Linked DNA regions of Homo sapiens: region 1 is linked to region 2. A link is a contact called in ENCODE Hi-C or POLR2A ChIA-PET data. All regions are on one chromosome and are shown on one strand. Each heading gives the region's core, a stretch centred on a gene start or an enhancer-like site at or near the end of the contact. The rest is flanking DNA. Distances are from core to core; before and after follow the strand shown.

The links. Hi-C counts contacts between places; a loop is a spot of excess contacts on that map. ChIA-PET counts read pairs that join two places held with the same protein, here RNA polymerase II (POLR2A).
Region 1: a map of IMR-90 shows a loop between it and region 2 (12-fold over the local background). The contact joins the enhancer-like site here to the promoter of PGAP4 in region 2. A Hi-C loop is called at or near these places in 2 of 168 maps with a recorded cell type or tissue (IMR-90 and vagina). POLR2A ChIA-PET finds 5 or more read pairs at or near these places in 1 of 52 experiments (BJ).

What each region holds. Positions count from the first base shown.
Region 1 is chr9:105,052,666-105,057,678 of GRCh38, reverse strand. No RefSeq gene overlaps it. Among named protein-coding and RNA genes, the nearest start is that of CT70, 63 kb to the right of the region's middle. RefSeq lists enhancers at 4,185-4,444, 3,911-5,013. Within about 2 kb of position 2,943, at least 6 of the 41 ENCODE cell types and tissues checked have a DNase peak (open chromatin) inside an H3K27ac peak, as active enhancers do; they include IMR-90, where a contact is called at or near this core.
Region 2 is chr9:101,484,349-101,490,096 of GRCh38, reverse strand. PGAP4 (post-GPI attachment to proteins GalNAc transferase 4) reads left to right here and starts at 2,924. Exons shown (of 2, transcript NM_032342.3): 1 at 2,924-3,148.

The DNA of each region.
Region 1 (5,013 bases), core at 1,694-4,193, 3.6 Mb before region 2:
GCCTAAAGGGATTGAACAGTTTTAATTTCCGGCCCTGTGTCTCAGAAAGGATTCATTTTGACTGTCAACTTCTCCTGGGTCTGAAGACAAGTCTTTGGTTAACTTAAGTTTGGTATCAGATACTGGTGTCCACGTTCAAGATTTAGTAGGTGTCCAGTGCCTTTTTCAGATGAGATATGTGTACCCAGGAGTCAAAACCCTATAACTCAGCACAAAGATTAGGTAACAGCACCTGATAAGACTCTTTCAAGGGGGCCAAAGAAAGGCCTTTAACCGATGTCTTTTCCAGTATATGTGATTATTAGGCTGAAGGTGGTGACACTGGAGTGCCTTTAGTTTGACTGAAAGCTGTAAAAAGATTCTACAACCTTGTGGGGTTTATTTGTTTATTTATTGAGACAGAGTCTCTCTCCATCACCCAGGCTGGAGTGCAGTGGCACGATCTTGGCTCACTGCAACCTCTGCCTCCCGGGTTCAAGCTATTCTCCTGCCTCAGCATCCTGAGTAGCCGGGATTACAGGTGCATGCCAGCACACCCGGCTAATTTTTGTATTTTTAGTAGAGATGGGGTTTCACCATATCGGCCAGGCTGGTCTCTTGGCCAGGCTCGTCTCAAACTCCTGACCTCGTGATCTGCCCGCCTCGACCTCCCAGAAGTGCTGGGATTACAGGCATGAGTCACTGTGCCCGGCTAGGGATTAGTTTTATAGCTTTGATAAGCCCCAGCAATAAGACTTCATTTAGAATTGGATTTTGAGAACATTTATCAAATATATTAAATGGCTTTAAATGTTTGGTCAAAACAGAATCACAGGTCATTGTAAAATAATGGTTATTCACTTAACCAAAGACTTTGAAGGCAATATAGAAAGTTACATGGATGCTGGCTGGGCACGGTGGCTCACACCTGTAATCCCAGCACTTTGGGAGGCCGAGGTGGGCGGATCACCTAGGTCAGGAGTTTGAGATCACCCTGGCCAACATGGAGAAACCCCGTCGCTACTAAAAATACAAAAATTAGCCAGGCATGGTGGCACGTGCCTGTAATCCCAGCTACAGGAGAGGCTGAGGCAGGAGAATCACTTGAACCTGGGAGGCTGAGGTTGCAATGAGCCGAGACTGCACCATTGCACTACAGCCTGGGCAACAGAGCAAGACTGCGTCTCAAAAAGAAAAGAAAAGAAAAGAAAAGAAAGTTACATGAATGTAAAACTTTTCTTCTTAAGCTCAGTTTTCCGAAGTTGTCAAAACCCTAATAAAGACAACAAAGGAATTATCTTAATAAAATGTAAAATCTTTGTTTCTTAGGCCAGTCACCAACAGGCAAAGAAAAACCTTCTGCAGTGTCATTGCTCCTCCTTATGGGGGCCCATTTAGATAACCCGAAAGTCAATCCTGATGAAGAGGGCGTTAGAATTGTTTAGACATAGAAAGAGTGTGTTCAGGGTCATGAGTGAACATTATATTATGCACTTATCATATAATATCTCCATGACTCTTAGTAACAGCATGATAAGTTTCCTGGTTACATGGAACAATTCAGACATATCAAGGACAGCCAAGAGTAGAGAATCAAGTTACACTGGAGGAAGACATTGCTTTTCTAGACTTTCAAGATAAACATTTTAGCATCAGGTTACAACAGCAATTAGAACCAGAGAAAAAAAGTTTTTGGAGCTCACAAAGAAGTTGAAGGAGAGAGTTATCATCTCATGCCTTCTCAAAGGGAGAAAAAGCTGAAAGCGGTGAGCCTCAGCAGAAGTTGAAATCGTGAGATAGAAATCTGAGAAGTTTTCAAAAAGAAACAGGTTATAGAATTAAAAATTAAAACCTTCGAAATTTTATTAAGAGCAAAGCAATGCCTTAAGAAAAACTTGTTTTAATATAGGATATCAAACTATCTATCTATCTATATATATATATATATATATATATATATATATATATATATATATATATTTAGTGAGACGGAGTCTTGCTATGTCGCACAGGCTGGAGTGCAGTGGCATGATCTCGGCTCACTGCAACCTCCACCTTCTGGGTTCAAGCAATTCTCGTGCCTCAGCCTCCCAAGGAGCTGGACCTACAGGCACATGCCACGACAACCAGCTAATATTTTTGTATTTTTAGTAGAGACAGGGTTCACCGTGTTGGCCAGGTTCATTTCGAACTGCTGGCCTTGAGTGATCCATCTGTCTTAGCCTCCCAAAGTGCTAGGATTACAGGCGTCAGCCACTGTGCCTGGCCAGGGGACCAAAATTATAAAGGCTATTATAAATAATTTTCTTTTCATTATACCCAGCTTAATCTTGTAGAAAATTCTTTTTTTTTTTTTTGAGACAGAGTCTCACTCTGTCACCTAGGCTGGAGTGCCGTGGCACGATCTTGGCTCACTGCAATCTCCGCCTCCTTGGTTCAAGTGATTCTCGTGCCTCAGCCTCCCCAGTAGCTGGGATTACAGATGTGGGCCACCACGCCTGGCTAATTTTTTGTATTTTTAGTAGAGACAGGGTTTCACCATGTTGGCCAGGCTGGTCTCGAACTCCCGACTTCAGGTGATCCCCCCTTTTTTTCAGTTTTAAATGAGTTTTCAATGTTTACATTTTAGGTAGCACTGGCTGAATTGTATAAGAAAAACAAAATCTCCAAGTAGTTTTGAATTAGTAATACCATAAACAGTGAGTCTCATCTCAATACCAGTAGCTTAATAACAACAGATTCAAAGCAGTCAGAAAAGAAAAGATAGCTTTAAAAGACTCTATATTTAATGTACATTTTAACTAACTCCATTTAACTCAGTTGTGAGCTCTGAATTTTCCTTGCTGTTATTTGCTCATCAGTTTAAAAATGTGCACAAGAATGAGTCATAATATGTAACCAGCTGGAGTTCTAGAAAACCTGGCATGCCTTTGACCTTTCCCATAGTTTTTCACAGGACTCCTGCCTTTAATGGGAAAGTTACCCATTGCACTGACCTGATGAGGATGTATCTTGTCTTCCCAACTCGGCAGGATGCAGCCCAATGGACTGCTTGGAATTAACATGTTGAAATCAATGTTTCCCATTCCAGCCAAGGCAATGTACAATCAACAAAACACAGACACTAGTCACATCACTCAGTGCCTAAGTTTGACCCGGCAAGATTCAAACTTGCGTCTGTTGGCCTCCAGAGCCCTTGCTCTACTCAAAATCGGGAGAAATGAGTAGATCTTGCTGTGGTGGTCTCTGGGCAAAATGGGGAAGTGGATGGTCACCTGAGTTAGGTCACCTGCTAGAAATTCCTTCTGAAATCCTTTTCATAAACATAACATACATAACTAGACAAAGACAAACAAAAGGCCCTCCAAAACCAAGTTCCAACTTTCAGAAATCAAGAGTATCTCTCCCAAGCAGTGCCCTTTATTCTCCTTCCAATTTAGGGTAAATCCCCTCAAAGAAGGCCCTTCCTGTTGCCAGGGAGGGTCAACGAAACCTCAGAAAGGTCAAAAGACCTCTGAGGAGGCCAGCAAACTAGGAAAGGGGGAAGAGGTGCTGGCTGCACAGAGAAAACTTACCAAAGATGTCTTTCAAAACCAGAAACTATTTCTTTGCTGCAAGCTATTTATGCACTGAAGGTCACCACTGTCCCATTGACAAGCAAGGCACTGGAGACAGCCCCCAGTTCAATGGAACCAAGCAACTGCTTGGACTTGTCTCCAGGTCTGTCCCAAGGACAAAGGGGCACTGAGCCATGGGCAGATGCTCACAAGGGGCTCTAGGTTAGGCTCACCAAAATCATTTATGGGACCAACAGATTCATATGCCCACTGTGCAGTAACAGACCAATTATACTGAGACAGCAGGGTTTGCAGCACAGAAAGAGTTCAATGATTGCAGGGATCTGAGTGAGGAGATGGGAGGAGGCCCTCAAATCCATACCCCCAAGGAGTTCTGGGCTGGGATTTTTTTTTTGTTTTGAGACAGAGTCTCACTCTGTAACCGAAGCTGGAGTGCGGTGGCGCAATCTAGGCTCACTGCAGCCTCTGCCTCCCAGGTTCAAGTGATTCTCCTGCCTTAGCCTCTGGAGTAGCTGGGATTACAGGTGCCTGCTATGACTCCTGGCTAATTTTCAAATTTTTAGTAGACACAGCATTTCACCATGTTGGCCAAGCTGGTCTTGAACTCCTGACCTCAAATGATCTGCTCGCCTCGGTCTCTCAAAGTACTGGGATTACAGGCGTGAGCCACTGAGCCCAGCCTGGGCTGGGATTTTTAGGGGGATTGTGGTGAGCAAGGGACTTAAAAATTGGGGTAATTGATTGGTCAGGGCAAGGGTGATGAAATCATCACAATGTGGAAATCACCTTCTTTGGTGAGTCAGCTGCTCGTGGTGTTCCTCTGCTCAGCTGAGTCAGTGGGGTCCTTCAGAGCAACTGATATCAGTAGTTCCACTGTTATACAGGACCTGAAAGAATATCTCAAAGGGAAAACTTAATGTTTCATTATGTTCAAGTTGTTATCTACAGAGCAGTTAACAGAACTATCATCTTGTAACAGAGTCTTACTTGATTCTAGGACAGTAGGCAACAAACAATTATTAAATATGGTGAAGCAGGTCGGAGAGCAAGCTACCTAATGATTAATGCTGAACATGCAGCAAGCTTGGTTTATTTTAGTTTCTCCTTCTCCCTTCTTCTCTGATTAATTTTATAATATTCAGAAGGGTTCCTGTACACCTAGGTCAACTTGAAGACCGCAGGTGTGTGGAAGTAAGACATAGATCCAGGATCAACGTGGAGACCTCAGGTGTGTGGAAGTAAGACATAGATCGGAAAGTGACCCTTGGAATGTTGTGAGCTCCTGGAAAGCCATGGAGTCTCAGCAGGGGCCTTTGAACTGCCACAGGGCATCGACTGGGGATTTTGACCCAACCTAACTAGAGGAGCATCAGTCTTTTCCTGACGTATAAATTATGTCAGAAATTAAAGCAAACCTCCAAGGGGTACTGTAGAAGTGAGAATAAGACACATTTTT
Region 2 (5,748 bases), core at 1,675-4,174:
AAGGGGAATGTGCAATGGGTAGTGGAAGAAGAAAGCTATGATTCTCAACTTAAATTTCATGACCAACCATAGAAGTAGGGATTCTAACAGTTATGTTTCGTATTGTTTGTCCTCCATCCCCACTCTTCCCATTAGGAAGGGTAATAGTAACGATTAATATTTTATGTCTCAGGTATATGTTCAAATTCAATTACTCTATTATGACACCATAGTTACTGGAACTTTTTTTATGTGTCCCAAAAGGTTTGTTCAATTTTTATATGAACAAAGTACAAGAGAAGATGTTCAGAGTAAGAAGACTTTACTGGATATCTTCTGTTTATGCCTCCTGGTCATCCAGTCAGCTCTGTGTCCTGGGAATTTGAGCTACATGGATTGCATCAAGGGCTCTCTTGCCCTCTGATTTCTGGTTGGGTTCAGCCAATGGGAGACACTAGCAGGAGATAAGATGGCAGAAGAAAGTAGAGTTATGCTATTTATTCTCCTGGCTCTTTCCCTGATGGGTCACCATAGGTTCACTGCCTCATTCCATTAGTGACAGGTCCCATAGGATGTCTCCCTTTTTACAATTATTCTTTTGTTGTTTTAATCACTGTTTCCTTACTTTGCTCATCAGGCCTAGGATAAGTAATAGTTCCTTGGTATCAAGCCCTAGGGTATGCACTGCACTATGCCTTATTGGTTTTCTTTAATTTCACCCACACCTTTGAAAATAGATTTTTTTCATTATCCTGTTGTAGTGTGTTATTTCTGGCCAAAGCCTAACCAATGAAATACCCTACTTGCATAGAGGTTAAGATGTTTACTATAATAATTGTAATAGTACCCACTACTAGTGTCTAACCTCTTATTTTATTATTCTTCTTTTTTTTCTATTTTTGCTTTGCTTTGAGAAGAAATATAGCATGTTGATTAAGAGAATGGACTCTGAAGCCGGATTTCATCAGTTTGGATTTTGGCTTTTCCTCTTTCTAGCAGTTTGGGTAAGTTACTTAGCTTACCTGTCTCATGGGGTTGTTGGAGTGATTAAGAGTTAGTAAAAAGCACTCAGGACAGTAACAGCCATAGAAAGTACTAGGGAAGTGTTTGATCTTACTATTTAAAATATTTATCAATACCTGATATAGTATGCATTTATTTGCTTATTATCTATTGTCCACCCAAATGTAAGCTCCCTAAAGGCAGAGACTTGGTTTTGTTCATAGCTGAATCCTTACTCTCTAGAAAAGCACTATCTCATAGAACTTTCTGTGATGATGGGATGTTCTATAGCTGTACTATCTAATACAGTAGCACTAACCACATGTAGGTACTGAGCATTTCAAATGTGGCTAGTGCTACTGAGGGACTGATTATTACATTTTATTTAATTTTAATTAATTAAAATGTAAGTAGTTACATGTGACTAGTGACCATGAGATTGGACAGCACAGACATTGCCTGGAACATCATAATAGGTACTCAATGAATTTTTGTTAAACAAGTGAATAACTACCAACCATTTATAGAAAGCTAGATATTTTGACAGGTAGAATGCTAAGCACTTTATATACATTATCTCATGTAAACCTCTCAACAAACCTATGAGGGAAATATCACTGTCCCCAATATATAGATGAGAACATTGAGGCACAGAGGAGTTAATTTGTCATAGCCAGTAAATAGATTAGACCCCAGCACTGAGCCAATGACAGTGAACTGAATTCAACTTGTGTTGGTTACAATCCTCCAATTTCGGAATATCAGACTCCCATTTTTTCTCCCAGGAAATGAAACTACCTTCCCAAGCTCCCTTTCTGTGCTATATCCAGCTCTCATACTTTCCAGCCTCAGATATAGGTTTTCCAGCATTCCTAATGACAAATTCCTTGAGTGAAGGATCCACACCTCATTCTTACTTCATTGTCATCTATAGTGATGGCAGTATGTCAGAACCATTCTTCAGTAAATGCTGGCTGAAAGAGTAGATGATGAATGGGGGCTCAGGTGGGTGTTTGTAAGGTTCTAAAGGAAGTTAATATCTAGTATCAATTTTACTTACACAAGAAGAAATCATATGAGCATTTACTGGCTTTAATGCTTTATCTTGTGACCACTGAACAGACCTTTTAGAGCAGGTGTTGGCAAATCAGGCAGTAAATATTTTAGGTTTTGTGGGTCATAAGGTCTCTGTCACAACTATCCAACTCTGCTGTTCTTTCATGGTAGCAGCCATAGACAATATGTAAATGATGACTATGTTGCAGTAAAACTTTGTTTACGATCATCAAATTTTGAATTCATATAATTTTCGTAGCCCTGAAATATTCTTCCATTTTTAACCATGAAATATTGCAAAAAACATTCTTAGCTTGTGGGCTGTACAAGAACAGGCAGCAAACTGTAGTTGCTAACCTGTGGCCTAGACAGGCAAACCTAGGATTAGAAGCACTGAGTAAGGCCGTACAATTGTGTGCTGAAAACCCATTCAGAAGGGAAAGTCCAAGGTGGAATGTAGGAGGCTGTTACTTTTCTTTTGACCCCCACATTTTTCCTCCCTCGGATCATTCCGTATCTTTTTCCTATTTGCTTTGCCGGGATTGTTCTCAATCAATGTGCATACTTTCTCATACCTCAGGCGTTATGTCTCTCGTGGCCGTTTGTGTTTAAATTGAGGGTTTGGGGAAGACTGAAAAACATTCAAGACCCAAAGTAACAGCTTTCTCATGAAGCGTTTACACGCATTGAGAGATATCGTTCCATTGGTGTGAATAAGTCTCTATGTACACACCTGATGAAATATAATGCTGGCTTCTAGTCCCCTCACAAAAGAAACAGGCTTCCTGTTTGCGTGACTTGGGGGCGACTCCTGCTTTTCCCTGGCTGCCCATCAGTTGGCGCCTTTTGCCGTCCTTTTTCCCCAAGCCGCTTTGGGGGCCGCGGTCTCTCCGCAGCTCGCGGGTCACATGGCCCGCCTGAGCAAGGGGAGCCCTGCGCCTGAGCTGCGAGGCGGGAGGAGGTGAGGCTCCGGCGCACACCCAAACCGCGCTGCGCCCGCTCCTTCCGGGCCCCGGAGATGGCGCCTCCACCGGGATGAGCTAGCCAGCCTGGGCAATACCAGAGGCGGCCCTCGGCGCGCGCAGGGGACCGAGCTGGTCGCCCCAACCGGGTAGGTTTCTGTTGCGCACGATCTGCCCAGCCCTTCTGGCGCGGTGGTCGGAGCCCTGGACACTAGAGCGAGGGGACAAGGATTAGGGGTGGCCACAGCTGGCACAAGCAGGGCAGCTGGGGGTTGGGGAGAGTCATCGCAGAGGGCCTGTGCCCCGGGCAGTGCGCCTCGGGCAGGCGGGTTGCCTAGCGGCCCTGCCCGCAGCTCCGACCGCTTCCTGCCGGAGGATTGCGAGGACCCCGCAGGGGTCCCCAGGGCAGCAGGGGCCCGCATCAGTGCGGGGATGGTTGAGTGTCTCGGGGGCGCCTCCCTGGCCCTTGCCTGCGCCAGCTGCGCTGACAGGTCAATAGAAGGACGCGAGCGGGGCGCGTGCCAGTCTGGGTAAGACCCTCGCCGAGCCTAGCAGGGCCGAAGCGCCAAGGGGCCTGGCGCCTAATGGCCGCCCGCAAGCAGGGGACCCTCGCGGCGCGTCCACACCTTAGGTTCGCCGGGCGCGCCGAGAGCGCGGCAGCAGTGTTGGGTTTCTGCGGGCGACCTCGCAGCCAAGGGCTGGGGGAGGGCGACTGGGCAGAGGAAGGCGTCCCTCCCAGGACCAGGAAAAACCAGCAGAAGGGAAGGAGCGCAGCGATGGAGACGGTCAGCTCGGCCTACGGGTGGGAAACTGAGGCTCAAGCGTGGCAGGGACTGCCCAAGGTCAGCGACAGACACTAGATCCAGGGCCCTGGACATCGTCCCCCATTCTTTTTCCAAGAGGGAGGGTTAATTAGATCCACCTGGGTGTGTCTCGCCCTCTTTCTGGCCCTTGGCTCCGGCGTCGCTAGTGTCGCACTGCGCTCGCGGTGTCTTGGGGCGTGAGCTCCTGCAGGGTCGTTGTGACCCGCATCCTCTGCTCGGCCCAGGCTCTCTCCGGGGGACCGCAGGGCGGCTCCAATGATGATCTCACCATGCGGACCATTAGCAACACATGCGGGTGTGTGTGCGCGTGCATGTGTGTGTTTCTCCTTCTATAGGGGAAATAGCTTTTTTTTTTAGGGGTGAATTTCTAGAATGCACTGCACTAGGTACTTTATGAGGTGAGAAGAGAAAATCAACATTATTAGAATTATTAGAATGTTGTAAGGATACACATATTAGAAAACATCCAGTAAACAAAAATCCAAAGGAGAAGCAAAATAAAAATAACTTAAAACTTCAACTTCTAGATGGTTTAGATTTTCTGCATATCTTAAAATTTTCTCTATGTATACACATTTGAAGTTTTAAATCAAAAGCGTGGACCAAAAAATGGTATCTTGTCTTAATTTGCATGTCTTTGATTACCCATGGGAATTAACACTTTTTCCTCTGTGTAGTAGCCTTTTGCATTTCTGTAGGTGAGTTGATTGTTAATTCTTCTGCCCATTTTTCAGTTGGAGTATCTTTCTCCTCCTGACTTTTAAACACTTTATGTGTATTACACATTGAAGTAGTAATTCTTTGTCACGTGTTGCACTATAGCGAGTATTTTCTGTTAATTTTTACTAGTTCTAATTCCAAATGATCTTTTGGATACTTTGGTCAATTTTTTATTTTGATGGTTATATGGGCGTATAAATTTGACAAAACTCATCGAAATATATATATATTTAAGTGGTGCATTGTACTGTATGTAAACTGCACCTCAATAAAATTAATTTTTAAAGGCCTAGAAAATTATCATCCTGGGTAATGAGAGAGAATTTGCCTAGTCAGATATTAAAACCTGTTATAAAGCTTTCATAATGAAAATAACATGGCCCTGGCACCACAATGCAGAGAGAGATAGATGCCAAAATCCACAAACAGATATATATATACATCATTTAATTTATTATAGCTATAGCAACTTAAATCACAAATTTAAAAATGGACTTAACAGGTGCCCTGACTGTCATGTTCACCTTCCCAGTGTCTAACACAAGACTCAGTGTTGAATCAAATGCTTAATTATGATTATAAAAGTAATGATCTTTGCAGAAGTGTAGATATCAAAACAGGAAATTGCCATCCCCATACCCTTCTTTTCTCCTTCACTAAATTATACTCCACATTAAAAATAAAATGGTCATATCTCTGTACATTTTTCTGTAATTTGCACTGATATAGTTTGCATTTCTCCCTTCTGGTCTTAGTCTACTTGAGCTGCTGTAACACATTCTCAAAGACTAGGTGGCTTAAACAACAGACACATTTATCTCTCAAAATTCTGAAAGCTGGAAGTTCCAGATCAGGGTGCCAGCATGGTCAAGTTTTGGTGAGGGCTCTCTTTCCGGTTTACATGTGAGAAAGCAGAGAAGAGAAGTGATCTCTCCTGTCTTTTCTTATAAGGACACTAATAAAGAACATGCATTACTGAGGTCTGCACCCTTATGACCTGATTACCTTCCAAAGACCCCATCTCCAAATACCATCATATTGGAGATTAGGATTTATAACACGAATTTTGGCTGGGCAGGAGGAGGACAAACATTCAGTCCAAAGCACAAACCTAGCTAAGATTTCTTTTATGTCAACATATTTAAACCTTTCTCTTCTTAACATTTCCACAGCATACCCTTTTATGATTCTCTAAAAATCTGTTC